Linked DNA regions of Homo sapiens: region 2 is linked to region 1. A link is an interaction called in ENCODE POLR2A ChIA-PET data of the cell type or tissue named here. Cell type or tissue: CD4-positive, alpha-beta T cell. All regions are shown on one strand. Links, peaks and the distances in the headings refer to the core of each region. The heading gives the core; the rest is flanking DNA. Region 1 holds the start of MIR650 (microRNA 650). Region 2 has its middle 41 kb from the start of LL22NC03-102D1.18.

What was found. ChIA-PET counts read pairs that join two places held together with the same protein. Peaks named below come from ENCODE experiments on the same cell type or tissue, not always from the same donor. Only the 100,000 strongest peaks of a DNase experiment are listed, where the experiment ranks them.
Region 2: POLR2A ChIA-PET joins it to region 1 with 20 read pairs; 7 of 35 experiments call an interaction of 5 or more read pairs at or near these places.

The regions. Positions count from the first base shown.
Region 1 is chr22:22,810,677-22,826,232 of GRCh38, reverse strand. It overlaps MIR650 (microRNA 650), which reads right to left and starts at 3,457; the gene lies at 3,362-3,457. LOC105372948 (a long non-coding RNA gene) reads left to right here. Exons shown (of 4, transcript XR_938047.2): 4 at 4,597-5,252. It also overlaps IGL, IGLV3-10, IGLV3-9 and IGLV2-8. In CD4-positive, alpha-beta T cell, for the core only: no CTCF peak of the experiment used is centred there; a DNase peak (open chromatin) is centred at 7,222; H3K4me3 peaks cover 1,800 bases; H3K27ac peaks cover 2,395 bases.
Region 2 is chr22:22,744,019-22,760,226 of GRCh38, reverse strand. It overlaps IGL, IGLV3-16, the pseudogene IGLV3-15 and IGLV2-14. Among named protein-coding and RNA genes, the nearest start is that of LL22NC03-102D1.18, 41 kb to the right of the region's middle. RefSeq lists an enhancer at 13,545-14,045. In CD4-positive, alpha-beta T cell, for the core only: a CTCF peak has its summit at 6,514 (motif pointing left); DNase peaks (open chromatin) are centred at 6,496, 6,986 and 7,536; H3K27ac peaks cover 657 bases.

The DNA.
Region 1 (15,556 bases), core at 5,788-8,287:
TCTTGTGTGCATATTAAACTACTAATTCCAATTTTAGCATTGACAATCAACATTTTGATGTGCAAATAAAGAAATCTCTCAATAGTTATGAAAAAAAGCAGTTGTTTCCTACTTAATGTTACAGTTCCTTTCTGGGTAAGGGTGTTTGACAGTGGAAAAGAAGGGTGTTCAATGAGATGTTTCCTTATGTCTAAGAAAAAAGGGAAAAAAATTTCATTTAGAGAAAATGATAATTTCCAGCATAAGACATTATGACTATCAAGTTCCTGTTCTGTTCCTGGCAATTTGTTGTAGGGCCTTAACAGCTTAAAATCTCAAGCTTCCATATTTCATTGCTACATTCTGAGTTTTAAAATCTACATGCTTTATGTAAATTTGCAACACATTTAAACCTTAAACTTCATTTATTTATTTATAATCCCCAGAACTTCAAAGATCATGCATGTTTTTGGTTTCAGCTACAATGCTGATTTTATGATGTTTTTCTCTGAGCCTGTACTGGTTTATTCCAGAGTTGGTGCAAGCTTCCCTGACCATTTGCTGCTCCCGGTACCTCTGATTTTCCACCTAGGGTCAGTCTATTTCTGATATACTAAAGCTTTCTGAAAACTCAGAGCAAATGGATGAGATGAAAAACATGAGACTGTGACACAGGGCTGTCCTGGGAAGACCCAAGATCCAATTAAATAGATGATACAAGTATGTTCTTATCCAAAAGCCTCAGGCCACTATAGGAGGTAAAATACAGTATCCTTCAAATAGAGATCTCCACCTAGAACATATGCGGTGGAATTCTCAAACTTCAAATTACCCTACAAATCAGGGACCGTTAAACCACATCCTGTGGGCCATCCCTGTCCTGCCACCTGTTTTTCCATGGCCCCAGAGCTGAGAGTGGTTTTTATAGGTTTAAATGGTTACACTATAAATGGTGCTAAAAATACCTACAGAATATCCTCAAAGTTGACTCTTGGGAACCACAGACCAAAATCCTTCTTATCTGGACATTTAAGAAAATGTTTACCAAATTATAAAAATAAATAGCACTGAAGTATTAGAGAAAATGCTCAACTTCAAGCAGAACAGGAGAAATCAAAACTAAAAAAAGATAACATTTTTAAATCTGCTAGGTTGAAAAACATTTAAACTTTCCCCAGTGTACTCTGTTCGAATATTTATGGCTGACATTGCGAATTTGTAGATAACCCCTCTAGAGGAGAATCTGAGGACAGTGAGTGAAAATTACAAGCACACATCCTTTTGACTCAGCAATTTGACTTCTAGAAATTTATTCTATGGTCATGTCTACATATAAAATCAAAGGAGTCTACATAAGGATGTTCGCTGCAGTGTTATTTATAAGATCAAAATAGTGATAATAACCATTAAAAGTGAGTTGGCTAAAATTCTACCATAGAATACTCTACAACCTTTGAATGAATGGGGCAGTGCTCTATGCCTAGGATGTCTCAGCAAAGAATAAAAAATAGTGCATGCATGGGATGGTCTTTTACATGGAGGACAAGGACAGGGGCCTTCACTCCACTCTCTCCTTTATCCTTGAGATGATCTACATCTGCCAAAGAGGTTAGGAACTGCGGAAGTCTCCCAGCCAGAGGGAGGCTTCCACAGCCAGAGGGAGGCTTCCACAGCCAGAGGGAGGCTTCCACAGTTCCTAACCTCTTTGGCAGATGTAGCCTGAATGCAGCCTGGCCTGACAGCTTGGCTGCAACCTCGTGATTAACCAGGAGCGAGAATGACCAAACTAAGCTACTCCCAATTCTAGGTGCATCCAAGTCACAAGGTCACAGACATGTGTTCTCTTAGTGTGCTAAGTTTTGTGAGTGTTTTTTTATGCATCAATAGACAATACACTTTGGTTTTTGAAATAAATTTTAGTGTTTATATTTCAGGTACACAACATGATGTTATATAGTAGTTACTTTGTAAATATATATAGTAAACTAGTTACTTTGTTTTAAATATAATCTGTATAATCGAAGTTTAAGGAGCCTAAACTATATATGATAATAGCTGTATTTAACAACTGGCTCAGAAAATTTAAATATTGGACCCAGCTAATGTCCGAATGTGTTCTAAATCAATTCTCACCATTAGATTATTAGGGATTCCAGGTACAAAAGTATTGACAGCCATGAAAATTAGAAATGCTCGATGTCCATGAGGAAGGGAGGTGGACTCAGGTTAACTCTTTCCTGTGGAGCCATTTTGGAATCCCCCATCCTATGGGAAGACCGTCCACTTGTGAGGAGTTTCCAGGACAGGGCCTCAGCGATGTGAGGGGAGGAGAATTCTGCGAGAGCACTGAGCCTGTCACTCAAAATCTCCCCAGCTCAGCAACCTGAGGAATTTCGGCAAAGAGCAGGAGCAATAAAAAGAAAAACAGCAGCATCCTCTTTGTTCTTAATCCCTCAAAAACATCTTCAAGTCTTCTTAAAGTGGTCACTTTAAGCTAGGAGGGCCATCTTCATTAGAGCGTGGTGGACACAGAGTGGAACAAGATGCAATTCCTGGAAACTGGAAGCCATCCCCCTGATGGCTTCTGTCCAGATTGATCTGCATAGTGTGACAGATGGGGGATGCATTTAGAATGAGGATGTTCCTGAAAACAGGAGGGACTGCACCAAGCAGTAAACTCCTTGTCCCTACGTCCCTGCATTGAAGAGCTAGGAATAGTTGCACGTTAAGGGACCAGAGCACACAAGCAAAAGGAAGTTGCCACAGTCCTGAACGAGAAATCACGAGCAGGTTTCCTTTTAGACCTCATGGTGGGAAAGGAGAGGAGCTGAGAGAGGAGAATTGTCAAGGCCATCCTGCAGGAAACCCTTATACAGCGTGAGGAAGCATCTGCAGAGCAAGAAGGGGGCCTGAGAGCCCAGGGCAGGTTTTGATCTTACTTCCTCATTGACTTAAAACACTGTGGAAATTGTTGCTGCCTGCATATGAGCTGCAGTAATAATCAGCCTCATCCTCAGCCTGGAGCCCAGAGACGGTCAGGGAGGCCGTGTTGCCAGACTTGGAGCCAGAGAAGCGATCAGGGACCCCTGAGGGCCGCTTACTGACCTCATAAATCATGAGTTTGGGGGCTTTGCCTGGGTGCTGTTGGTACCAGGAGACATAGTTATAACCACCAACGTCACTGCTGGTTCCAGTGCAGGAGATGGTGACTGACTGTCCAGGAGACCCGGACGCGGAGGGAGGCTGAGTCAGGGCAGACTGGGCCCAGGACCCTGGAAAGGGAGAAACACAGTCTAGTGAGTCAGTGCTGGGCCCAGGTGAGCCTGAGGAGCAGGAGACCAAGGATCAGCCCAGAGGTCCCTGTGGCCCCTTCCCTGGAGGCATCACCTGTGCCCTGAGTGAGGAGGGTGAGGAGGAGCAGAGCCCAGGCCATGGTGGTGACGTCCTGAGAGCGCTGCCTCCTGAGACCCCAGCACTGGGCCTGCCCCCAGCCCTGTCTTATCCCCTCTGCCTCAGAGAAGGGCGGGACCTCCATGCAAATCTGCATCCTGAGCTCCTCTTCTCACCCCACCCTCACTTGGGCCTGGGCTTAGAGACTTCTGCTTCCCTTGACAGCGGGGCTCAGCCAAGGAGACTAAAGTCCCTGATTGTCTATTCTGATGACAGGAAGTTGATTTCTTTGCACGTGATTTGCTCAGGAGAGAAAAATCTGCTGAAGCCCCTCACCTGAGTGAGCTCTTGGCCCTCAGTGTCTCTGCTGTGTGGTGCCTGTGTCTCTGTGACCCTCCAGGCCTGGGCACACCTCGAAGTAACCTCTTTCTGGCACTCATTGCCAGGTTCTCTCTATTCTCAGGAAATGGGGCTGCCCAACCCCACTGGAAGCCTCTGCTGGGTGGCGTTGGTCCCTGGTCTGCCCAGCGGCAGCCTCGTCCCATCCCCACTCCCATGCTTTGTCCTGAAGCATCTGCACCATCAAATCCCTGGAGCACATCAGCCACCCCAGGCAGTGCACCCACATCCACACGGGCACATGTGGGTGGGACCCTGTGAAGGGAACAAGGAGCACCAACCAGGGCCACAGTCCTGAGCCTGAGTCCGCTGCTCCCAATCCTGCCCCTCCCACTCATGAGCAGGTGACTTGTCCTTCCCAGCCTCTGGTTCTCAGCCTGATAAATGGAGACCACAGAGTCCGTTCTGCATACAGGTGATCCATGGGGATATGAGCCAGCAGGGAAAAGGGAAAGTTTGCTAACAGGCCTTTCTATGTGCACCAGAGTGATGTTATCTTGAAAGGTTTATTGAAAGATTTACTTCCATTTTACTGTGATTTATGTGTCAGGTCACAGAGATGCACGTTTCCGGCTTTCTTACTTTCCCCCATCTGAGCACATCCTCAGGACAACCTAAAGCTGACCTCTCTCAACCCTTCGACACTGAAGACACACAGACATTCAATAAAGACATTTTTAGTTTTTCCTCCAAATGCGTTTAATCTTTCTTCATCTTTCCCCATTGCCTATGATGCAACTCTTTTAATGTTCCATATTAAAATAACTATTAAGGGATTCAGGTTCTATTTAAATATTGTAACATACACTATCCTGTCTTCCCATCTAGATTGAGCTATAAAACCATGACAAGTGCATGGAGCAGCTATTTGAGCACCAGGAAAGGAAATGGTACGCAGCAGTTTGGGATGGCCCCAGCAGATGAAATACAACAGAGTCAGTGTGAGACTGCTGGATTTCCTCACTGTCCCCTGGCTGGGACTCCAGACAGCCCCAAACCTGAAGGGGCACAAACCTGAAAACAAAAAGAAGTCCAGAAAGCCCTCTTGTTCAGGATCGAACTTGGGAAAGAAAACTTATTTGGCTCAAAGTGAAGGCTCAGTCCCCTGCACAAGCAGGTGGTTCACACCTGTGTTCTCATCTCTCTTATACCAGCGCCTCTCCCTGGGTTCACACTGATGTCCTATGGATGGAGACGGGGCTTCCTGCACCAGGTCACTCCACAGCCCCTGTAACCTGAAGCCCTGCAGACCAGCCTTGTTCAATCACAATGTGATGTGAGCCTCATGGGAATCCCACTGTCTAGTCATCATGTTATAAATACAAAGAGAAGAAGTCAATGAGTTTAAATAATGTATTTTATTTACCTAGCATATCAAAAAGAGTATCATTTTCATATATAATCTAAGTACAATTATTTATGATATATATCATATACTTTGCATGGCTATTGTTATTATTTTTTGAAGAATCTTTATGTGGAGATTGTGTGGCTGATGGAGATGTGAATGGGTTTCCTGTTGACAAGGGTGGGTTGTGGTGGCTTTTTAAGTGTCAACTTTGATAGGCTGGAGGAGGGGTGGAAAGAATGATTTTTTACACAGGATGTGGAGGGTGGAGGTAGGCAGTGTCCATACTTAAGCTCACCCTGTGGGTGCATCTGTGGTCCCTGCATGGGGTAAGGCTGCTCCTCCTGCCCCAGGTTTCCCTGCAGGGAGATCTGACTCCAACTCTCCCTTAGACCCCAGAGCACCTGGCGAGTCAGGCTCCCTTCTCATTCCATGCAAATGCAAGAAACACTCAGATCTCATTGGGCGTGTGGATACTCACAGTGCTAATTTAGGAATAAACAGGTGCTTTCCAGCATACAGTGGCCTCCTGAAGTCCCACATGGCCCATGTTGGGGATGGCTGGTGATCTTAATTGGGTTCCCTGGAAGCAGACTCTGAGATGAGGAATTGCATGCACAGAGGATGTGAAAGGAGGTGAGGGAGGCAACCCTGGGCAGGAGACCCTGACCCTCATTGAGGTCTCAAGTCTTTCCTACAGAGAGCTGTGGAGCTGGGAGGATTTTCAGGTCTTCCTATATTGAGGCAGAGTCGAGAACTCGGCCTCAGGCAGTCATGAAATCTAACCTCACTGAGAAAGGGCATAGACCTGGAGGAGTCTGTTTTCTGCACCGAACAGCACTTTACAGTGAGGACACAGCTCTGACCTGCCAGAAGCTCCCAGTAGTGCTTAGTGGGTAAGCTCAGAACAGGGGATCTGGGCAGATCCCACAGTGTCTACTCCATTGGTGTTTCTCTAAAGAATGACAGGCTACCACAGGAGCCTGAGCTGGGCAGTTCTGGGGACTGATCTAGGACATTTGGGGCAAGGACTGGCCTGTCACCACCTATGGAAATCCAGAGACAACTGTGGATGTCTACCTCAGTCTGATCTTCCATGCAGGCCCTATTTTCCCAAGTCACAGCTGAGTCACCAAAACACCAGTCCATCCTGATCACATCACCCTAAATGAACTACTGATGCACTTTCTGCAGACCCCGCCTGAAGGACTGGAGGGAGGGACAGGCTGGGGGCAGAGATTAAAGAGAATTTAACCAGATCTGCGTAAGGCTTTGTTCATAGTCCTCCTTGAATTAGAGAAAGAGGGTGACATAGATGGCGAAAGGGTTTGTGTCTCACTTCTTCATCTGCCTGTGTTACTGTGTGCAGTGCTGCTGTCCCACACCTGACAGTAATAGTCAGCCTCATCCCCGGCTTGGGCTCTGCTGATGGTCAGGGTGGCCGTGTTCCCCGAGTTGGAGCCAGAGAATCGCTCAGGGATCCCAGAGGGCCGGTTGCTATCCCTATAGATGACCAGCACAGGGGCCTGGCCTGGCTTCTGCTGGTACCAGTGCACATTTTTACTTCCAATGTTGTTTCCCCCACAGGTAATCCTGGCCGTCTGTCCCAGGGCCACTGACACTGAGAGTGGCTGAGTCAGCTCATAGGAGGCCACAGAACCTGCAAGAAAAGGGGAGAGAATAGAATAGACTTGAAACTGAGAGGCTCAACCCAACAATGCCTTCCCACCTGCCTGGCCTGAGTTTCAGGAATAGAAGTGTCCTCAGGGGACCATGAGCACAGAAGAACAGTGTGGGGGGATTTCACCTCCAGCAGCCCCTCCCCCTGCAGCAGGATCATGAGCATCCTGCACACCACAGGCAGGGCCCTGCTGAGATCACTGTCAGGCCAGGCTGGACCCAGAGCCTTGGAGCTGGGTAGGTGGCTGGGACACTGGGGGCAGCACCTGTAAAGTGAGCAAGGAGGCTCAGAAGGAGAGCGGTCCAGGCCATGGCTGCGGCACCCCCGATGCTGCTTCCTGAGGCCCAGGCTGGGCAGGTTCCTTCCAGCCCTCTCTTATCCCCTTGCTGAAGAGAGCAGCCTGTGATGCAAATCAGCAGAGTCAAGGGCTGCTACTGGAGGAGCTTTGTGGTTTCCAGAGAAGGGCTTAGCCCCAAAGGATGCAGAGAGGGGGAGGAGTGGCCTTGCACTCTCACCCTCAGCCTACAGGATCTCCTTTACAAACTGGTTCCACGGTCTCTGCAGATATCTCCACACCACGCTGTGCTCAACCCGACTCCTGGGCTCACTTGGTCATGGTAGAGCTCATAAGTGACTCTGGGTGTTTTTCCTAGGATACATGAAGCCCTTCCTATGTGATTATCCCTAACTGTTGCAGGAGGTGGCCATAGAGTCACAGTGGTGATGGGGAAATTATCTGGGGTCCCCAGTCCCCTCCTCCATTCCATTCTGGCTCAGGAGGGAGGTGGTGAATTTTGGTCTAGGCCTCTAGATGTATCCTGATCATGAATAATTTGTGCCAGAGAGGAGATTTTGGGTGTAGGCCTAAATCCGTTTTTGAAGACACTTTCCAGAACCTAATGCAAGGACCCTCTATCCACACTCTACAGGTGACAGCATGTGCCTTGGATAGGTACAGACCCCACCCCAGGGCACAGCTCCTCAGTGCTAGAGAAGAATAAAATTTCTTGGTTGCCAAGTGCACATGGAGTGTTGGAAGATCCATGGGATGCGGTAAGTTTCCTCGTTGGCTGTGAGCTCCAGGGCAGGTCGTACATGCTGTGCCTCAGTGTCCCCAGGGTGCTGTGAGGACCAATGACAGATAAGGAGGTCAAGAAAATGTTTGCTCCATGAGAGAATGAGAGGGGTCAGCAAACTGCAAGACCCCTGGAAATGAATGTTTATTATGACTAAGTTGTCTTCAGTTGCTGGGGAAAACAAATCAAGGAATTAAAAACTTAATTAAGTCAACAGAAGGTTAATGAGCAACTATTTTGTGCCTCACAAGGAAATTGAGACCTGTGATTTGGCAGCTTTCCCAGGAGACAGATGGGAAAGCCCAGGGACAGTGGAGATGGGGAGCAGCCAGGGAAGAAGAAGCTGCTGTGTCTACAGGACAGGGGCTCCCAGAGCAAAGGGCAGGGAGGGGGACACGTGTCACCTCAGGAAGGACACTGTGCGTGACAGGGACAGCATTTTAGCACAACTGGGTGTGTGAGGAGAGGATGTGTGGGGAAGTCAAGTGCCTGGACCTTTGTCAGGGAAATAGGAGCATCTACAAAAGCTGAAGATAAAATTTGATGCTAGAATTTTTACATCAGTGTCAAGGACAACACTCTAGAAAAAGAAGGACCTATTTTCCCTCCAGGTGTCAGGTCGTGGTCACTGACCCTCCCTGCATGTCAGCATCTCCCTGATGCCCAGGTCCACCCCATCCCGAGGTGGCTTTCCCAGGTGACTCTTTGCTGCCCCCCTGGTGGCTGCTCCATACTGACTGCTGGAGGCTCATGGGCCTCCTGGGTCCAGGCATAGGAACAGAACCTACTGCTCAGGTCCCTGATGCCTTGATCCGTGGACTGCTGGCCCCTGGGGAGGAATTCCTCTTCTCTGTGTGGCCCCTGCCTGACTCAAGACCAGGTAAAAGGGGCTCAGCTTACCCATAAAAATACAAAAAATACAGAAACAATGAAAGCAAACCCCCATCATATTGGAGAAGAGTAACCTGGAACAGGAGTGTGAGGGGAAGAGTCTGCTGTGTGTGGGGATCTGAGAGGACAGCGGCAACCTGAGGGGATCTGGGACCCAGACCAGTCCCTGTCTGATTTGATATTGTCTTGTAAGTGAGGAGCTGGGGGCAGGTGTGTGGTGCGTCAGGTGTGCGGAGGGAAATTTCTTGCTTATGCTCAGCAATCTGGGAGGGGCTGAGCGCATACACTCCCTGTTGGTCTCCAGGATGCAGTCGCTGAGGCTGGGACTGATTAGACACAAGTGGGCTCAGCCCCCTCACTTGTTCCTGCTTACCTAGGGCTGAAGCCACTTAGAGTGGTGGTTAATCCGCCTCCACACTTCTCTCCCGGTGTCCATCATGCAGCCATGGGGAAATTAAGCTACTGTTACTTCCACTGATCCTGGGTCACCATCAATGCACCAGCACAAGCAGGTTGACTGTTTTCTGGAAAGTTCTCTGGCAATTTTCCTTTTGTTTCAGTCGTGCAGAGCTGACTGATGGGGCACCTGCCTTTCAGAGGATACCTGTTTGCTACCAGGCTCTTACTCTAGAGGAAGACAGAGCCCTTGGCATAGCTGGGGTGTCTGCTGTGCCTGTGGGTAGGTAGGTGTTTGTAGAGAACAGGTTTTCTTGAATGTCACCATGCTTCACAGCACCTCCACACCATGGTATCACTAGGTCCTCAGTGATCCTGTGATTCCTCCTGCTCTGGGCAAAACCTTCTGCTACTAATTAACTTGCTTCCTCAGGCTGTTCCCGCAAAGTCACTTTGTGAACCTGAGTTTATTCCTCAGTTTGTTTTGAGGGTTAATAGCTATTAAGTCTCACTCACCTTCACCTGTGTAATGGCTGATTGGCAGTGAAGGGCTTCCTCTTACAGAGCACCTGCCGAGTGCTAGTGGCTGGGTGGTGGAGATGCGGCACTGGAAATTCCATCTGCAGAATGAACAGCTCCTTCAAGTTCCAAATCCATCTATAGACATTGGCCACATACACATCAGTGCATAAGGTCATCATCGACTGCTATCTTTCCTCCATCGACTCAGTCCCCAAAAGTCATAATGCCCTTCCCTTTGATGGTCAAAACATAAAATGGACTCAACACTGGAACGAGGTTCTACTGCACACAATGAACATGGTCCAACTGTGCACAAGGAACTTGAGTTTTCTTGTGGAACTTTTTGCAAAATGTTTCATAAGCTTCGGCTTCCAAGGAATACTGTTGGATCAGAGAGACATGGCAACCAAATGTGGGCATGGGAAACTTCAGGGTCCTGAAAGGCAAGGAAATTGAGCAACTATAAGAATCGTTCTTGTGCAACTGGAGAATATGATTATGGTCTGCATAGAAGAGTGCTATTAATAGTCTCACTTGTGGTAGAGAGAGAGAAACAAAAAGACGACTATGGCAGAGTGTCCACGGTTACCCCATCTAGGAAGAGGATGTGTATATATATGCGCTTGTGACAGTAGTCTGTTAACTTTGATGTATACACATGATTTCACCAAAAAGCAGTTGTACTCTTAAAGAAGGAAACAAAAAGACTAAGAGATTCTAAGTGAGAAAAGAAAGCCCAGTGAACCTGTCCCTAGGGCCTGGGATGAGAGATCCCTCCTGGAAGAGGGTGCCAGCCTCACCTAGCAGGACCTGTCCCCTGTGCCTGCAGACCCGGGATATGGAGCAGAGGGGCAAGTCCTGCACTTGGCACCAAGGACTTCTTAGTGAGCTCCTCAGAAAGCAGCCCAGAGCCCAGAGATAAAATCCAAGCTATCAGGGAGCTGGAGGCACACCTAGTCAGGTCAGACAGGTCCTGGGAATTTGGGGACTGGGAAAGGTCAGTGTTCCCTGAAGACAGTCCCCAGGTGGAACCAAAGGTTGGGCCTGCACTTCCTCTGCAGTTTCTGTGAAATGTCAGGACAGGAAGGCTCCTGGGGCCCACAGGGGTTGGGTCTCCTGTCCTCCTTAGGCCTCAGGTGCCCCATTACAATGTGGGGTCAACTCATCTAGGAAACCAGAGGAGACACGGCTTCCACTAAGCTGTTTCTACGCAAGGAAAAGACGAATTCCAGTAGGATTGCACCCTGTGAAACAGCTCTCTCCTTCCCTGTGTGACGTGTAATTACACATGGAGCCATGTGACACTATATGGATTCCTGAAGTTCTCATGTGTTCTACAAACCTGTAAAAGGTCCTTGCAGCTTCAACGAGCTTCCCCCGTACAGGTTTTATTGAACACATGTAGGCCCTGAGAGTATGGAAAAGCTGTTACGAATCTCCGGCCCTGCAGGGACCAGGTGAGGACCAGAGAGGACACCTGATTCTGAGGCCTGACCTACAGCTGCTCAGAGGGCAGGTAAGAATGAGAGGCAGGCTGAAGTGGGACAGTTTGTTGCAAGTCCCCATCTGTCTTTGTCACTGTGAGTCCCTGCCAGCTGCCCCCACTGTCACAATCTGAGGCACAGTAATAGTCAGCTTTGTCCCTGGCCTGGGCACTGCTGATGGTCAGGGTGGCCATGTTCGCTAGTTTGTGGCCTAAAAATTAAGCAGAGGTCTCTGAGGGCTGGTCGATGTTATACTAGAGGACCGACATTGAGGTCTGGCTTGGCTTCTGCTTGTTCCAAAATGCGTGTTTATTCCGAGGTTATCTCCAGAGCATATGATCATGGTCATCTGTCCCAGGGCTACCGACACTGAGGGGAGCTGTCCCTGCATGTAGGAGGCCCAGGGCTGTGCAGACAGGAGGGTAGAGAAGGGTTGATGACAGAGACCCATTCCCAGAAGGTCCCAACACCGAGGCTGTGCCTGGTCTGAACTCAGGGTTTGGGCTGGCCATTTATGGAGCAATTTATTGAGTGGTTTAATGGAAGGTCTTTCACTCTAAGTAAAATGTCTCTTAAAACATTTCCACACTATTGTCTTATAAAATTTCCACAATAGAAATAACTAATGTTTCCTGTTCTCAATATAAAAATAGATTTCTCTTAGTGGTGCTAAAACTGAATTGGATACCAAGATGTGGTTGACAGGACCCCAGGGTAGGCAGGGGCCAAGTAGTGGCATTTTAGTGCCTAAGACACTGTGGCTTGGTTACACTAATGCATAGCTAAGCCAACAAGGAATCAGAATAATCAGACAAGATCATGGATGTGGTCTAGGTGGTCCCAGTGACCCTAGACCTGAGGTAGGCGAGCAACCTCCCCATTGTTATTTTTCTAAATGAGCAGAAAGCTCCATTAGAGGAAGACTGGGGGGGCTCCTGGGCCTCAACAGGGGCTCTTTGTGACTGTGGCCACAGAGCTCACCATGGGACACAAGCTGCCAATGAGCTGGATGTTATCTGACCCCCAGTCCGAGGTGGCCATTTATAGTGGCCTCCCCATCACATGGCTGGGCTGTACCTGAGACCTGATGGATCAGGTCACAAGGACAAATAAGTTGCATGAAGAGGTGGCCAGATAGACACGGGCCAACTCCTGCCCCATGGCCATCCTCTCACCTTACAGCCTGGGCCTCCTGAGGGGCTCCCTGGGACCAGCTGCCTAGGAGGAGGCACTTAGACTGGGGTTACAGAGGTTTCTGCAGGACATGCAGCCATCCCTGCTGTGGACAGTGCTAGTATCCCACCTGGCCTCTGGGCTTCCCTGAACAGCAGTGGTGGAGGAACACTCTCCTTAAGGCAGAACTTAGAGCAGTGTACCTGGTTCATGTCATCTGCAAAGAGAGACGGGCAGAGGTTCCTAGTTCATGGGCTGTGACTCAGGGACTTGGAAGATGATCAAGGATGTTCAGGGACACAGGAAATACAATCAGAATATTGATCACAACTGTGTCTGAGGGAGAGATGTGTGAGCAAGCAGAAAGCATGAGAATATTTATCTCCTATGTGAATATTTTGTGAAGTCTGACATGAGAAGGAATTGATTTTGCTAAACAGGTTGGTAGGATGGGTGGCTCTCTGGACACCTGGCAGTCTGCCCCAACCACTGCCATCATTGCCCAATTGGCTCAATAACAAATGCCCTATGGTTGCAGAAAAGGAGGCTGTCCATGGACTCATCAAAGTGGACTACCACTCACTAGAGCTGACCTGGCTGTAGCTACTGCTGAGTGACCATCTGCCAACAGTGAAGACCAACAGGAAGATCCCTATAGGATGCCTGGTTGATATTAATTTCATTAAAGCTGTTCCTTCATGGCAGGGATAGCTCTTTGCTCTTGCCAGAATACACACTTAGTATAGACAGGGATTTGCTTTCTTTGACTGCAGTGCTTCTGCCAAACCTTTTATCTCTGGACTACAGAATGCTTCACCCACCATGATGGTATTCCACAGGGGGCTTTGACCAAGGAACTCATATCACAGCAAATAAACAGCAACCATGGGCCCATCCTCATGGCATTCAAGTGTCTTACCATCTTCACCAATGTGGCATCTGGCTTATATGAATGGCTCAGTGTCTGCTTGAAGACTCAGTTACTGTGGCAGCAGGATGGCAAAAACATGTAAGGTTGGGCAATGACTTTGAGGATGGGGCATGCGCTGTACAGCAGTGCCCAATATGCAGTACTATTTCTCCCACAGTCAGGATCCATGAGTCCAGGAATCAATGAATAAATTGTAGTGGCTCCACTCAAAAACGTCCTTAGTGATCCATGAGCAAAATTTAATGTCCTCCCCCACAACCTCGGGCTCTGTGAGTCTAGAGTCTTAGTTGCACTGGAGAAATGCTTCTTCCAAGAGATAAAACAATGACTGCATTGAACTGAGAGCTGAAAGTTTCCCCTGTCGCTCTGGGCTGTTCATGCCTGCATGGATGTCCCGCTGTGTCTGTCTTTCCACTCATACTCTCCATTCACAACTCAAACCGTGGGCAAGGAAACACAGGGCAGTCTGGCCCTGCCAGGCCCAAATCCACTCCTGACTCATTCCTGCAAAGTCTGCCTAGAGGAGTGGAGGGAAAAGCAGCTTAAGGATCTCCTAACCAGGTGAATTCTGCCAGACCTGCTTATGGGTTGGTCCACAGCGGTCCTGGGGCTGGAGGGAGAGGGTAAAATAGATGAAGAAGGGGTTTGTGTCTCACTTCCCCATCTGCCAGTGTCACTGTGCTATGATTACCACTGCTGTCTGTTGAGTAACAGTAGTAGTCAGCTTCATCCTCCACCTGGGCCCCACTGATAGTCAAGGTGGCCATTGTCCCTGAGCTGGAGCCAGAGAATCTCTCAGGGATCCCGGAGGGTCGTTTGCTGTCCTCATAGATGACCAGCACAGGGGCCTGGCCTGACTTCTGCTGGTACCAATAAGCATATTTTTTTGGCAATGCATCTCCAGAGCAGGTGATCCTGGCCGTTTGTCCTGGGGACACTGACACCGAGGGTGGCTGTGTCAGCTCATAGGAGGCCTCAGAGACTGCAAGGAAAACAGGAGAGGGGGCTTGAAGATCAAGAGCCCATTCCCAGGGGTCCTACCCTAAGACTGTGTCTGGGCTTTGCACAGGGTTCAGGGCAGGGCCAACTTGGGGTCTATGGGCACTGAGCCTGGGGCAGGGCCTGGGAGAAGCACCTGTGCAGAAAGTGAGGAGGGGGAGCAGGAGAGGGGTCCAGGCCATGGTGAGATTCCCAGAGCTCTGCCTCCTGAGCCCACAGCACAGCTGGGCTCCCCAGGCCTCTCTTATTCCTTCCCAGGCCCTATGGGGCAGTAAGTGCTTGGTGTTCATGCAAATTTCTATCCTCTGGGACTCCTCATTGAAAGATGTCACTCAAACTAGCTGTGGGGGCAGCACAGGTGACTGAAGAAGGAGTTGGGTCTTTGGTCAGAAAATTAGCCTCGACCTCTGAGGCCTGTGATCACAGTCACCTTCCTGGGGACTGGCCATATGACCACTGTCCCAAACCTCTCTGACCTGTGGTCTGTCCTGGGCCAGGCTCAGCAGGGCTGCGGGCCTTCTAGAAACCTGGCTTGGGGCTGAGTTTGGCCCTGCTGAGAGATCATTGATGAAACCTGACTCAGCAGCAGGTGGACCAAGAACCCACCATATTCCCCCTCCTCTCTGGGTCCCCCAGCATTACTTAGTCCCATCCTGGTCATTTCATCTAAATAACGTACTGTGTCGTCAGGATACTTGTTAATTATTTCAGTAGGAGTAGGTGGTTCATTTACGCAACCACACACCCTTGTGGCATCATCTGGACGTCTGCTCTCATTTCAGCCATGGTGCCGCTCCTTTTAGGCCATCCCCCATCCCCACATAGATCAGCCATTGCCATCCTCAGCTCTTCCATTATTTATTTATTTTTTCCTATGAGTATTTTGTGTAAACTTGTAAAAGGCCCCAGAAAAGCATCGGGGTTCTCAGTCCAGTGTGTTTTTCTGGTGCTTTTTACAAGTTTACATGAAATATTGATGGGAAATTCAACTTTAGGCCTGGTGGTCTCTGCAAATATCCCAGGGACACAGCCTTTGCACAGAGTGTGAGCTCTGGATGGTGGGTGGTCCCTGGTCTCTGCAATGCAGCAGACTCTTGTCACTGAGCCAAGGACAGCCTTGTGGTCAGAGCTCTGGCCTGAATCAGGTGAGAACCCCCTTCCCTCTGGAGAGCATCTCCTCTAGGAGGCCCGGGAAGCCCCACCCAGGAACCGGGGCCCTGAATGTGCCGCCCCACCCACCTGAGACTCCCCTGCGCACAGGAGCTGCCCCATGAGTCAGAGTCAGTC
Region 2 (16,208 bases), core at 5,108-7,607, 65 kb after region 1:
GATGCTATACATACCTATGGAATATCCCCAAAGTTGATTCTTGAGCCACAAAGACTAAAATACTTCCTTTTAAAATTTATTTTTATGTTCTTTAATTTAATAGAGATGAGAGTTCACTGTGTGGCCCGGACTAATCTCAACTCCTGGGAGCAAGCAATTGACCCATCCTACCCTTCCAACACACTTGGGATTACAGGCGTGAGCCACGGTGTCCGGCCACGAAGATTAAAATTCTTCTTATCTGGATATTTAAGAAAAAGTTTCCCAAATCCTAAAAAAGAAAAAGTACTGAACTATTTCTGAAAAGGCCCAAACTTAAGCAGAACAGGAGACTCAAAAATAAAACCATAACAGGTATCATTTTTGAGTCTGACAGGTTGGCAAAAACTTCCACTTTCAACAATGTACTCTGAACAAGTACTTCCGGCTGGCATTGAAAATTGGTAGAATCCCTCTGGAGGGGAATCTGACAACAACGGGTGAAAATTACACACACACATCTTTCTGACCCTCAATTTCACTTTTAGAAATGAATCCTGTGGTCATATTCACACAGGAACTCAAAGGAGGCTGCACAGGGATGTTCGCTGCATTGTTATTTAAGATCAAAGTTGTGGCGATAACCATCAGAATGTAGTTGCTAAAATTCTACCCACAGTGTGGGAGATGGTGATGCATGTAGGGTGAAGACATCCCTGAAAAAAGCAGTGACTGCATCAATCAGGAAGCTCCTTGTCACTGTCCCTGCATTTGAAGAGCTAACAAGAGTTGCACATTCAGGGACCGCGGCACACAAGCATCAGGAAGCTGTCCCTGTCCTGGATGAGAAACCACAGAGCGGGTTTCCTTTTGGAATTCATGGTGGAAAGGGAAGGAGCTGAGAGAGAAGAATTCTCAAGGCCGCACTGCAGGAAGCCGCTTGCACTGGGTGAGGAAGCATCTTCAGAGCAAGGAGGGGGCCTGAGAGCCCAGGGCAGGTTTTGGTCTCAGTTCCCCAGGAACTTGGACCACTGTGGAGAGTGCTGCTGCTTGTATATGAGCTGCAGTAATAATCAGCCTCGTCCTCAGCCTGGAGCCCAGAGATGGTCAGGGAGGCCGTGTTGCCAGACTTGGAGCCAGAGAAGCGATTAGAAACCCCTGAGGGCCGATTACTGACCTCATAAATCATGAGTTTGGGGGCTTTGCCTGGGTGCTGTTGGTACCAGGAGACATAGTTATAACCACCAACGTCACTGCTGGTTCCAGTGCAGGAGATGGTGATCGACTGTCCAGGAGACCCAGACACGGAGGCAGGCTGAGTCAGGGCAGACTGGGCCCAGGACCCTGGAAAGAGGGAGAAACACATGCCAGTGAGTCAGTGCTGGGCCCCGGTGAGCCTGAGGAGCAGGAGACCAAGGATCAGCCCAGAGGTCCCTGAAGCCCCTTCCCTGGAGGCGTCACCTGTGCCCTGAGTGAGGAGGGTGAGGAGCAGCAGAGCCCAGGCCATGGTGGAGATGTCCTGAGAGCGCTGCCTCCTGAGACCCCAGCACTGGGCCTGCCCCCAGCCCTGTCTTATCTCCTCTGCCAAAGAGGAGGGTGGGGCCTGCATGCAAATCTCCACCTTGAGCTCCTCCCTTCACCCCACCCTCACCTGGGCCTGGGCTCAGAGGCTTCTGCTTCCTTGGATAGTGGAGCTCAGCTGAGATTAAAGTCCTTGTTTATCTATTCTGATGGCAGGATCTTAATTTTTTTGTACCTGATTTGCTCAGGAGAAAGATCTGCTGAAGTCCCTTACCTGAGTGATCTTCTGGCCCTCAGTGTCTCTGCTGTGTGGTGCCTGTGTCTCTGTGACCCTCCAGGCCTGGGCACACCCTGCAGTGCCCTCTGCTTGGCACCCACCTCCAGGTTGTCCCTACTGTCAGGAAATGGGGCAGCCCGCCCCGTGGAAACCTCTGCTAGGTGGCATTGGTCCTGAGGGCCGCAGTCCTGAGACCGAGTCCACTGCTCCCAATCCTTCCCCTGCCACTCACAAGCAGGTGACTTGTCCTTCCCAGCCTCTGGTTCTCAGCCTGAGAAATGGGGACCACAGAGTCCACTCTGCACACAGGTGATCCATGGGGATATGAGCCAGCAGGGGAAAGGGAAAGTTTGTTAACAGGCATTTCTGTGTTCACCAGAGTGATATTTATTGTGAGTGTTTGATTTATTAAAAGATTTACTTCCATTTTACTGTGATTTATGTGTCAGGTCACAGAGATGTGTGTTTCATGCTTTCTTGCTTTCCCCCAATGGAGTACATCCTCAGGACAACCTAAAGCTGACCGCTGTCAACCCTGAGACACTGAAGACACTCAGACATTCGAGAAATACAATTTTGGTTTTTTCCTCAAAATAATTTTAATATCTTTTCCTCCTTCCCCATTGCCTATGACAAATTTTTTTAATGATTCATATTAAAATAAATATTAATGAATTTAAGTTCCTTTTAAATATAATAACATACATTATCCTGTCTTCCCACCTAGAGTCATCTCTGAAACCATGACAAGTGCATAGAGCAGCTATTTGAGCACCAGGAAAGGAAATGGTACGCAGCAGTTTGGGATGGCCCCAGCAGATGAAATACAACAGGGTCGGTGTGAGACTTCTGGATTTCCTCTGTGTCCCCTGGCTGGGATCCAGACAGCCTCAGGCCTGGAGGGGCACAAACCTGAAAACAAAAAGAAGTCCGGAAAGTCCTCTTGCTCAGGATTGAAGATAGGAAAAGAAGCTTGTTTGGCTCAAAGTGAAGGCTCAGTCCCCTGCACAAGCAGGTGGTTCACACCTGTGTTCTCATCTCTCTTACACCAGCGCCTCTCCCTGGGTTCACACCAATGTCCTATGGATGGAGATGGGGCTTCCTGCACCAGGTCACTCCTCAGCCACTGTAACCTGAAGGGGTGCAGACCAGCACTGTTCATTCACAATATGATGTGAGCCTCATGGAAATCTGAATGTCTAGTCATCGCATTAAAAATACAAAGGGAAGAAGTAAATGAGTTAAATAATTTACTTTATTTACCTAGCATATCAAAATAGTATCACTTTCATATGCAATCTAAGTACAATTATTTGAGACATCTTATATATATACTTTGCATGGCAAGTGTTATTATTTTTTGAAGAATCTTTATGTGGAGATTGTGTGGCTGATGGAGATGTGAATGGGTTTCCTGTTGACAAGGGTGGGCTGTGGTGGCTTTTTAAGTGTCAACTTTGATAGGCTGAAGGAGGGGTGGAAAGAATGATTTTTTGCACAGAATGTGGAGGGTGGAGGTGGGCAGTGTCCATCCTGCAGCTCACCCTGCAGGTGCATCTGTGGTCCCTGCATGGGATGAGGCTGCTCCTCCTGCCCCAGGTTTCCCTGCAGGGAGATCTGACTCCAACTCTCCCTCAGACCCCACAGTGCCTGGCATGCCAGGGCCCTTTTCATTCCATACAAATGCAAGAAACACTCAGATCTCATTGGGCATTTGCAAACTCACAATGATCATTAGGAATAAACTGGTGCTTTCTGGTATACTGTGGCCTCCTGAGGTTCCTGATGGCTCACGTTCGGGATGACTGGTTATGTTATTTTGGGATGCCTGGAAGCAGACTCTGAGATGGAGCTTTGCTTTCACAGTAGGTGTGAAACTAAGTGAGGGAGGCAACACCGGGCACAAGGACACTCTGACCCACATTGAGTCTTCTACCATCCCAATAAGGAGCTGTGAAGCTGGGAGGATTTTCTGTTTCTCCCATATTGAAAGGGAGTCTTGAGAGCTTCACCTCAGGCAGTTATGAAACCACACCTTGCTAAGAAGGGGCATAAACCTGGAGGAGACAGTTTTCTCTGCTGACAGCCCTTCTCAGTGAGGGCACAGCTCTGAGCTGCCAGAGCTACCAGCAGTGCTGGGTGGGTGAGCTCAGAAGAGGGAATATGGGTGGATCCCACAGTGTCCACTCCACTGGTTTTCCTGAAGAGAATGGCAGGATGCCACGGGAACGTGAGCTGGGCAGTTCTGGAAACTGACTCAGGATATTCAGCCCAAGGACTAGCCTTCACCCCCTATGGAAATCCAGAGCCCAACTAAGCATGTCGACCTTGGTCTGATCTTCCAACCAGGCCCCACTTCCCCAAATCACAACTGATTCCTCCACACCTCAATATATCCTGGTCATCTCAGCCCTAAATTCACTCTTGATGCCCCCTCTGCAGAGCCTGCCTGGAGGGCCTGTGGAAAGGGCAGCCTGGGGGTCTCACATCCAGGTTAACTGGGCAACACACACTCATGGCTTTGTCCACTGTCTTCCTGGGCTGGAGGACAAGAGTGACACCAATGGAAGAGGTTTTTGTGTTTTGCTCCTTCATCTCCCTGTGTCACTGTGGGATGAGGAGTGCTAATGTCCCACATCTTACAGTAATAGCCTTGTCCCCACCCTGGGTCCTGTTGATGGTCAGGGTGGCCACGTTCCCCAAGTTGGAGCCAGAGAATCTCTCAGAGATCCCTGAAGGCCGCCCGCTATCCCCATAGATGACCCACACACGGGCCTGGCTGGCTTCTGCTGGTACCATTGAGCACTTTTACTTCCAATACTGCTTTCCCCACAGGTGATCCTGGTCATCTGTCCTGGGGCCACTGACGCTGAGGGTGACTGTGTCAGCTCATAGGTGACAGAGCCTACAAGGAAAGAAAAGGGGACAGAAAAAACTTGAAACTGAGGGTCTCAACCCAAGGATATCTGGCTACTTGCCAGGGCTGGAGTGAGCCCCAGGAATAAAAGAGCTCTCAGGGCACCTATGAGCACAGGAGCACAGAGTGGGGGCATTTCACCCCAACCAGCCCCTCCCCCTGCAGCAGGGTCACGAGCATCCTGCCCACCACACACAGGGCCCTGCTGAGCTCAGACTGACGGCCAGGCTGAACCTGGAGGCCTGGGGCTGGGCAGGTGGGTGAGACCCTGGGGGCAGCACCTGTGCAGTGAGTCAGGAGACCAAGGAAAAGAGGGGCCAGGCCATGGCTGAAGTGCCTCCAATGCTGCTTCTCAAGTCTGAGGCTGGGCAGGCTCCTCCCAGGTCTCTCAACCCCTTGTTGGAGAGAAGGGTCCATGATGCCAATCAGCAGAGTCAGGGGCTGCTGCTGGAGGAGCCTTGTGATTTCGAGAAGGGCACAGCCCCAAGGGACCCAAAGAGGTTAGGGGTGACCTTGCCCTCCCACCCTTTGCCCACAGGATCTCCTTTATGAATTGATTCCATATTCTCTGCACACATCCCCACATCACACTGTGCTCAGCCTCACTCCTGGGCTCCCTTGGTCACAGCAGAGCTCAGAGGTGACTTTGTCTGTATTTACAAAGGAATATGAAGTCCCTCCTATGGGATGGGTTTTGACCTGGTCTGGGAGGTGACCATAGAGTCATGCTGGTAACTGTGGAATTATCTGGGGTCCCCAGTCCCCTCCTCCATTCTATCTTGGCTCTGGAGGGAGGTATTTCATTTTGGTCTAGGCCTCTAATGTGTCCTATCATAAATATTTTATGTTAGAGAGGACATTTCTGGTGTAGGTCTAAATCTATTTTTAGACAGTACTTTCCAGAACCCAATGCAAGTTCCCTCTTCGTCTCCACTGTACAGGTGATAATGCACACCTTGGACAGGTGCGGGTCCCACCACAGCCCACAACCTCTGAGTGATAGAGGTCAATGAAATTCCTTATTTGCCAAGTGCGCACAGAGTGTTGGAAGATCCATGAGATGCTGGAAGTTTCTGCCTTGGCTGTGAGCTTCTAGGTAGGTCATTGCTGCTGTGCCTCAGTATCTCCAGGATGCTGTCAGGACCAGGGACAGATGAGGAGGTGAAGGAAATGTTTGCTCCATGAGAGAATGAGAGGGGGCTGCAAACTCCAAGATCCCCAGAAGTGAATGTTTATTATAAATATGATGTCTCCAGTTGCTGGGGAAAATGTATCAATGGATAAGAACTTAAGTCAACTAAAGGTTAATGAGCAACTATTTTGTGACTCACCAGGAAATCAAGAGCTGTGATTTGGCAGCTTCCCCAGGAGAGAGTCGGGAAAGACCAGGGACGGTGGATGTGGAGGGGCAGCTAGGAAGTTAGAAGCCAGCCACTATGTCTGCAGGACAGGGGTTCCCAGATCAAATGGGAGTAGGGGGATACCTGTGACCTCAGAGAGGACACTGCACATGAGGGGGATGCAGTTTTAGCACAACTGGGTGTGGAGGAGGGGGCGTTGTGAGAAGTCAAGTGCCTGGATCTGTGTCAGACAAAGAGTCAGCATGCAAAAGAGCTGAAGACAAAATGTGATTCTAGAATTTTTACATCAGTGTCAAGGACAATACTCTAGGACAATAAAGACCCTTTCCCTCTAAATCTGAGGTGGTGGTCACTGGCTCTTACTGCATGTCAGCATCTCCCTATCACCCAGGCCTGCCCCATCCCCAGGTCGCTTTGCCAGTTGATTCTCTGCTTCCCCCTGGTGGCTGCTCCACACTGTCGGCTGGGAGCTCAGGGACTTCCGGGGTCTAGGTGTGGATTCAGAACCTGCTGCTCAGGTCCTTGATGCCCTGATCTGTGGACGGCTGGTGCCAGGGGAGGAAGTCCTCTTCTCTGTGTGGCCCCTGCCTGACTCAAGACCAGGTACAAGGGGCTCAGCTTACCCAAGAAAATGCAAATATATATATATAGAGAAACAGTGAAACAAACCCCAATCATATTGGAGAACAGTAACTTGTAAACCTGTAACAGGCATTGTGAGGGGAAGAGCTGGCTCAACACCCTGCAGTGAAGAGTCTGCTCTGTGTGGGGACTGGAAAGGATAGCGGAAACCTGAGGGATCTGGGACCCAGATCAGTCCCTGTCTGATGTGATATCACCTTGTAAATGAAGAGCTGGAGGCAGATGTGTTGTGCAGTCGGGTGTAAGGTGGAGAATTTCCTGTTTATGCTCAGGTGATCTGTGAGGGGCTGGGCACACACACCCCCTCGTGGTCCACAGGATGCAGTTGCTGATGCTGGGACTGGTTAGATACAGGTGCGCTCAGATAGGCCCTTCACCTGTCCCTGTTTGCCTGGGGCTGAAGCCACTCAGGGGCGGTGGCTAACCTGCCTCAGCCGTCCTCCCAGTGCTCACCTTGCAGCCATAAGGAAATTAAGCTTCTGTCTCTTCCATTGATCCTGGGTCATGCTCAATGCACCCAGCACAGACAGGTTGACTGTTTTCTGGAATGTTCTCTGGGAGTTCCCCAATTAACTCAGCCATGCAGAGCAGAAGACGCGGCACCCCTTTCAGGGGCCACCTGATTGTTCCCAGGCTCTTACTCCAGAGGAAGACAAAGCCCTTGGCATAGCTGGGGTGTCTCCTGTGCCGGTGGGTAGGTGTTTGCAGAGAACAGGTTTCCTTGAATGTCACCATGCTTCCCAGCATTTTAACATGTGACAGCAATGCATCAGTAACATTTTTTGGCTCATGAATCTGGATAGAGAAGCAGCTGTTTGCCAGGTTATTACACAAAAACCTTTGCGCAACATTTGCTGTGCCTTCCATGTGCTGACTCATCACATGTGGCAGCGTGGTCTTTCCCATGCTTCTTCCTGCTCCTGGTTCAGGCCTTGTTCCTTCCACACCAGGGCATCCCTACGTCCTCATCAACCCTGTATTGTTCCTGCTCTGGGCAAAGCCTTCAGCGAATAATTAACCTGCTTCCTCAGTCTGTTCCCTCAAAGTCACTTTGTGAAGCTGAATTTCTACCTCAGTTTACTGTGAGTCAGTGGCTGTTAAAAGTCATCCTCTCCTTCACCTGTGTAATGGCTGTGATTGGCAGTGAAGGTCTTCTTACAGAGCACCTGCTGAATGCTAGTGGCTGGGTGCTGGAGATTCAGTACTGGAAATTCCATCTGCAGAATAAACAGTTCCCTCAACTTCTAAATCCATCAATAGGTACTGCCCACACACACATTGGTGGGTAGGGCCATCATCAGCTGCTATCTTCCCTCTATCAACTCAGTGCCCAAAAGTCGTAACACCCTTCCCCTTGATAGTGAAAATATCAAATGGACCCATCACTTGAGCAAGGTCCTACTGCACACAATGAACCTGGTCCAACTGTGCACCAGAGACTTGAGCTTTTCTTGTGGAACTTTTGTTGGGTTCCAAGGAATACTGTTTGAAAAATGTTGGGTCAGAGAGAAATAACATCCAATTGTCTGCATGAAAACTTAAGGGTCTTGGCTGGTAAGGAAACTAAACAACCATAAGAGACATTCGTGTGCAACTGGGAAACATGACCACAGTCTGCATAAAAGAGAGCTGTTAGTATCCTCACTTGTGATAACGAGAGAGACAGAGACCCCAGTATGGCCTTGTCCACAGTTGTCCCAACCAGAAACAGTATATATATATATATATATATATATATATATATATATGCTGATGGCAATAATCTGTAAACTTCAGTGTGTACACATGATTTCATGATTAAACCAGTTGTACTTTTTTTTTAAGGTGGCATGGACCCAAAGAGTGAGCAGCAGCGAGATTTTTTGTGAAGAGTGAAATAACAAAGCTTCTACAATGTGGAAGGGGACCCGAGCAGGTCACCCTAAACCAGTTGTACTTTTAAAGAAGGAAATAAAAAGACTGAGACATCCTAGTGAGAAAAGAAAGCCCAATAAATGTGGCCCTAGAGACTGGAATCAGACATCTCTCCTGGAAAAGGGCATCACCCTCACCCAGCAGGACCCTCCCTTCACACCTGCAGCCCTGGGACATGCAGCAGAGGCGCAGGTCCTGGGCCTGGCATCAAGGGTTTCTTAGTGAGCTCCTCAGAAAGCAGCCCAGAGCCCAAAGATAAACTCCAAACTATCAGGGCGCTGGGGGCACATCCAGTCAGGACTGACCTACCTGGGGAAGGTGATGGGACTTTGGGGGCCATGGGAGGTCAGTGTGCCCCAAACACAGTTCCCAGGTGGGACCAAAGGTAGTGTCTGTGCTTCCTCTTCAGTTTCTGAGAAATATCAGTACAGAAAGGGCCCTGAGGCCAAAAGGGGCTGGGTCTCCAGTCCTTGTCAGGCATCAGGCAACCTATTAGAATGTGGGGGTCAACTCATCTGGAAACCAGAGGAGACACAGCCCCTGGGGCTTCCACTGAGCTGGTTTTACCCAAGGAAAGGAGAAATTCTGCAGGACTGTGCCCTCTGCGACAGCTCTCTCCTCCCCTGCATGACGTATGATTACAACTGGGACCATGTGCTTTTGTGTGGATTCCTAAACTGTTCATGTACACCACAAACCTGACAAAGGTCCTGGCAGCTCTGACCACCTTCACCCTGTCCACTTCTCATTGGACACATGCAGGCCCTGAGAGGATGGAGAAGCTGCTCAGAACCTCCAGCCCCTCAGGGGCCAGGTTAAGACCAGAGAGGACACCTGACCCTGAGGCCTGACCTATAGCTGCTCAGAGGGCAGGTGAGAATGAGAGGCAGGCCGAGGTGGGACAGTACTGTGGCTAGTCCCTATCTCTCTGTGTTACTATGAGTCCCTGCCAGCTGCTCCCACTGTTATTATCTGCAGTATAGTAATAGTCAGCCTTGTCGCGGGCCTGGGCCCCACTAATGGTCATGGTGGCCATGTTCCTTGATTTGGAGCCTAAGAATTGGGCAGAGGTCCCTGAGGGTCACTTGCTGTTATACCAGATTACAAGCACCGAGGCCTGGCCTGGCATCTGCTGGTTCCTAAGTGTATGTTTATCCTGAGTTTATCTCCAGAGCATGTGATCATGGTTGTCAGTCTCAGGGCCACCAAGACTGAGAGCAGCTGTCTCTGTATGTAGGAGGCACAGGCTGAGAGGAGAGGAGAGCAGAGGAGAGGAGAGGAGAGGAGAGGAGAGGAGAGGAGAGGAGAGGAGAGGAGAGGAGGGCTTGAGGATGAAAGGCCCCTTTACAGAAGGTCCCAACCCAGAGCTGAAGTCAGGGTTTGGGAGGCCAATTACAGTGTCATATATTGAGTGGTTTAATGGAGGGTCTTTCACCCTTTGTAAAATGTCTTTTAAAATATTTTCACATTCCTGCCTTATAAATTTTTCACAATTGAAAGAATGTTTCCTCTCTCAATATAAAAATACATTTTTCTCAGTGTTGCTGAAACCTTAACTGGGTAGCAAGATGTGGTTGAGGGGATCCCAGGGTAGGTGGGGACCAAGGATTGGCATTTTATGGCCAATGACACTGTGGTTTGGTTGCCATAATGCATAACTGAGCCAACAAGGAATCAAAATAATCAGACAAGATCGTGGGTGTGGTTTAGGTGGTCCTAGTGTCCCAGACTGGAAGCACGTGAGCAGCCCCCCCCCCTACTTATTTTGTTTTGAATGAGCAGAAAACACCATTTGAGAAAGACTGCGAGGGCTCCTGAGCCTTGGCAGAGGCTCTGTGTGATTGTGGCCACAGAGCTCACCACGAGACTCAAGTTGCTGATATGCTGGATTTCGTCTGAAACACAGTCCCGGGTGGCCATTTTAGGCAGCTCCCCAATCACACGGCAGGGATGTATTTGTGACTTGAGGGATTAGGTTACGAGGGCCAAGTAAGTTGCGTGAAGAGTTGGCCAAACAGACATGACCCAAGCCCTGCACCATGCCTTCCTCTCACCCTACAGCCTTGGCCTCCAGAGTGGCTCCCTGAGATCAGCTGCCTAGTAGGAGGCAATTAGGCTGGGGTTACAGATGTTTCTGCAGGACATGCATCCACCACTGGTGTGAACGGTGCTAGTACTCCACCTGGCCTCTGAGAATCCCTGAACAGCAGTGGTGGAAGAACATTCTCCTTAAAGCAGAATTTTAAGCAGTGTAATTGGCTCATGTCACCTGCAAAGAGATGGGCAGAGGTTCCTAATTCATGGGCTGTGACTCAGGGTCCTGGAATATGGTCAAGGATGTTCAGGAACTTGGGAGAGATACAACAGGAATACTGATCACAAATATGTCAGGGGGAGAGATGTGTGAGTAGACCTCCTCCAGTGGGCAAAAAGCATGAGAATTTTTTTCCATATATAAATACTCACTAAGTCTTCTGTGAAAATGAAGTGATTTTGCTAATCAGGTGAGTAGGGTGACCTGTTCTATGGACACCAGGCAGCCTCCGTCAACCACTCCTGTCATTGTCCAACAGACTCCAAAAAAATGTGGCCATGGTGGCAGGGATAGAGGCTGATAATGGGCTCATCAATGTGAATTTCCACTAACTGGAGCTGGCCTGGCTGAAGCCACTGCTGGGTGACAATCTGTCAACAGCAGAGACCAACACAGGCATCCCTATAGGATGACCTTCTCTGTGGAAAACAGCCAGGGGCCTGCTTGATATTAATTTCATTAGAGCTCTTCCATCATGGGAGAGACAGCTCTTTTTCCTTACTAGCATTGGCATGTACAGAGGATTTGCTTTCATTGACAGCAATGCTTCTGCCAAAACTGTTATCTCTGGATTACAGAATGATGCACCCATCACGATGGTATTCCACAGGAGGTTCTGACCAAGGAACTCGTTTCACCGCAAATAAAGGGCTATGGGCCTTTTCTCCTGGCATTCAAGATTCTTACTCTTGTCCCCAACATTCTGAGACATGTGGCTTATATGAATGGTTTAATGACTGCATGGAGACTCCATTACTGCACCAGGCAAGTGGCAAGTATGTGTAGGGTTGGGCAATGTCTTCCAGGATGGGGCATGTGCTGTGCATCAGTGCCCAATAGATGGTGCTGTTTCTCCCACAGTCAGGATCCACGAGTCCAGAATCAAGGAGTAAATTGTAGTGGCTCCACTCAAAAATGCCTTTAGTGATCCATCAGCAAAAATTTGACATTCTCTCATCCCGACCTCAGGCTCTGTGGGTCTAGAGGTCTTAGGTGCACTGGAGGAATGCTTTCCCAGAGGATACAACAATGACTGCACTGAACTGAGACCTGAGAGTTCCCCACATCCCTCTGGACATGCCTGCATGGATGTCTCCCTGTGTCTGTCTTTCCAGTCAGACCCTCCATCAACAACTCAAACCCCAGGCAAAGAAACACAGGACTGCCAGGCCTGCCAGGCACAAATCCACTGCAGACTGACTCCTTTGCAGCGCCTGCCTGGAGGGCTGGAGGGAAGGGCAGCCTGGGGGTTCAAATTTGGGTGAATTTGGCCAAGCCTGCTCATGGCTTTGTCCACAGTCCTCCTGGGGCAGAAGGAAGGGGATGAAATAGAGGGGGAGGGGTTTATGTTTCACTTCCCTGTCTCCTTGTGTCACTGTGGGATAAGTACCACTGCTGTCTGCTGATAGACAGTAATAGTCAGCCTCGTCTTCTGCCTGGACTCCACTGATGGTCAATGTGACTATTGTCCCTGAGCTGGAGCCAGAGAATCGCTCAGGGATCCCTGAGGGCCTCTCGCTGTCTTTATATATCACCAGCACAGGGAACTGGCCTGGCTTCTGCTGGTACCAATAAGCATATTTTTTTGGCAATGCTTCTCCAGAGCAGGTGATCCTGGCCATCTGTCCTAGGGACACTGACACCGAGGGTGGCTGTGTCAGCTCATAGGAGGCCTCAGAGCCTGCAAGGAAGAACAAGAGAGGGGGCTTGAAGACAAAGGACCCATTTCCAGGAGTCCCACCCAGAGGCTGTGTCTGGGCTTTGCTCAGGATTCAGGTCAGGCTCAACTTGGAATCTGTGGGGACTGAGCCTGGGGAAGGGCCTGGGGTCAGCACCTGTGCAGAGAGTGAGGAGGGGGAGCAGGAGAGGGATCCAGGCCATGGTGAGATTCCCAGAGCTGTGCCTCCTGGACCCACAGAACAGTTGGGCTCCGCAGGCCTCTCTTATTCCCTCTCAGGCTTTCGGGGGCAGTCAGTGTTAAGCGTTTATGCAAATTTACATCCTCTGTGGCTCTTCCTGGAGAGATGTCTCTCAAACCAGCTGTGAGGGCAGCACAGGCAACAGGAGGAACAAGCAGGGTCTCTGGTTAGAAAATCAGCTGCAGCCTTCAAGCCCTGTGATCATAGACCTTTGTGGGAATTAACCTCATGACCACTGTCCCAAACCTCGCTGACCTGGGGTCTGTCCTGGGCCAGGCTCAGCAGAGCTGTGGACCTTCCAGGAGGTTGGCCATGGGGCTGAGCTGGGCTCTGTGGAGAGATCATGATGACACCTGACTCAGCAGCAGGTGGCCCAGGGACCCATGATCTTCCTCCTCCTGGTCCCTCAGACTCAGTCCCCTCTTGTTCATTTCATCTAAATGCTGTGCTGTGTCATTAGGACACTTGCTGATTATTCAGTGGGAATATTTGGGTCATTTAAGCAACCACACACCCCTGTGGAGTCAACATGGCATCTGGTCTCATTTCAGTCGTGGTGCTGCTCCTGCTACATCACCCCTCATTGCCACAAGAGATTAGCAATCAGCACCGTCAACTTGTCTGTTATTTATTCATGTTTTTCTCATCAATATTTTATGTAAACTTGCAAAAAGCAGCAGAAAACCACACTGGACTGAGAATCTAACGTTAGGTCCATGGTCTCTGTAAGGGTCCCAGGGTCATGGTCTCTGCACAGCATGTGAGCTCCAGAGATTGGGTGGTCCCTGGTTACTCCAGCCAGGCCCCTGCTCAGTGTCCTGTCACTGAGCGTGGACAGCACCATGGTCAGAGCTGTGGCCTGAGGCAGGTGAGAAGCCCTGTCCCTCTGAAGAGTGTCTCCTGAAGGAGGCTGGGGATGCCCATCCAGGGCCAGGGTCCCAAATGCCCCACCACACCCACCCGAGACTCCCCTGAGTACAGGAGCTGCCCCCTGAGTCAGAGTCCGCCTGGAGCTGGAAGGAAAGGCAGAGGGAGGAGGGGTCGGGTGTATCTGGAAGTGCCCAGGACAGAGGGCTCAGCTCCCCAGGACACTGCTGGACCAGGAGGGATGACACCCTGAGAGTGGCAGGAGGCTCAGGCCGCCATCCTGGGTGAAGAACCCGGGCCCTGGGAGCCCCATCACCTCACACTATACCCCCTCCTAGAGCACCTCGACCTTGGGACGCCTCCCAGGGATTCCCCTTCCTGAGGAAGCTGCCCAAGCTCACATCTGGGCCCAGCCTCCTCCAGCTGCATTTCCCTGGTGAGGCCTTCACTGTGCCAGGCTTCTGTCAGTGTCCTGGGGTGACACCGTGTGTCTGACCCTCAGAGCGTGGTCACTGAAGCCTGAGGGGATAGGATGAACTGCACTCACTTTCAGTCTGAAGACAGATTCTTGGACACCTGTTGAACCCCAGGCTGGCCTTCTCTTTGCCCCAGCTGGGCAGCCCCAGCCTCTCTCCTGAAAGCTCCTGGCTGCAGCTCTGCTGCCCCCAGCTGGTGGAGGAGACTCAGCCCATCACCGCATGTTTCTGGTTCTGCAGCTTAGCTGTGAGCTAACATCACCACCGTCGGCACCATTAATTTCTTGTTTGTCTTTATTTCATTCCATACTTCTCAGAGTTTGTGCTGAGAGGATTTCTACACTACCCTAGTCTGTCTTCCTGATTAAACTGGGACTCTCCTGCTTATTCTCAGCTGGGGACTGCTCTTCCCACCATACAGAAAGCAAGCTCTTTTTGAGTCCCTTTCTTGGAATCCCTGCAGAGGAAAGACAAGAAGTTTTGTCTGAAGCCCATTGAAGCCCATTAAGTGACATCCCCTCATCAGGCTTTAATTCGCATGACTTTCGTTGTTTTTCTGTCTTTTAATTTTGAATGAAGAAAGAGCTTCCTCAGTTCAGTATAAGGCTCCTCACTTCACAGCAGGTAACACTGAGGCCAAAAGAGACTAAGTGGCTCAGGAGAACAGAGAGCAGTGGGGGCAAGTCCAGGAGCTGGCCCAGGTGTCCTGAGTTCTGAAACTGGGCCCGTTGGGGTGGTGCTTAACCAGGATGGGGAGGGAGGGGGCATGAGGGCCAGGCAGGCAGTAGGGCTGTGTCCCATGGACACACTGCCAATCCCCATCATGGCCTGCCCATCCTGAGAAGCCCACTTCAGCCCGCAGAAGGTGGGGGCTGTACCCCAGGCTAGAGCTGGAGAATCTGTTGGATTGGGGGCTGCTCTGAATGCAGCGCCTGGCCTGGCTCCTGCTGGTTCTCTCTGCACTGTTGCCTGCTGCACTCTCTCCTGAGCAGGTGGGGGACAGGTGTCTCATGGCCAACTCTACTGGGGGTAGCTGAGTCTAAGAGACCACAGGGGCTGCAGGATAAGGAGACTTTAGGGCTCATTCTCAGGGTCCCATCTCCTGAAATATCACCTGGGCTGAGCTCAGGGTCAGGACTAGGATTAGGGTCCTGTGGGGGCTTAGCCTGGGGCAGCATCTGTGCAAAGAGTGAGGAGAGGTAGCACGTGAGAGGTCGAGGCCATGGGGAGACATCCCAGAGCTTTGTTTCTGGAACCCATAGCTGAGCCTCGTTTCCTCAGGCCTTCTCCATACTCTCAAAAGTCCCCACGAAAATGCTCCCTCCATCGCGCTGGACTGCAGATAACTTGGCAGACTTCAGTGTGGGCTTCAGGGTTTGGTTCATGTGGAATTCTTCTTTTCATATCTCATATGAGAGTGATTGTTGCTGCTTATTTGAACAATCTTGAAGGAATGACAGGAATCCCAACAGACTTCATGTCGGGACACAAGTCAGGAATCTCAGGAGGGTTTTGATATTACTTCCATATCACATAGGATGTTTGGGACAGCAATAATGATCAGTCTGACTGCTGAGATCCCAGGGAGTCTCAAAGAAGCTCACTTGCCAGACTTGGAGCCTGAGAATCAATCTTATGTCTCTTAGTTTTAATCTATGACCCCATACCTCAGCTGTGTGGGTCTCTACTCTGTTTCTGGTGGAACCAGGAGACACAATTGTTAATCTTCTGACCAAGCAGAAAGTCCCTGTTAGCAACAAAATTTCATAAAAAGAGAATGAAATGTAACCATTAAATAGTAAATGTCTTAGTCTGTTTGTGTAGCAATAACAAAACACCTAAGATTGGGCAATTTTCAAACAATACAAATGTGGAATGTTGAATACCCCCAATACTGCTGTTGATTCAGCAAAACAGATGATGACCGACTGCCAGGTGTCCATGAAGTGGAGGGAGACTGAGTCAGAGTGGTCAGGACCCCAGTCATGAGGGGAGGGACAAATGTGGAGATGAGCAAGTGC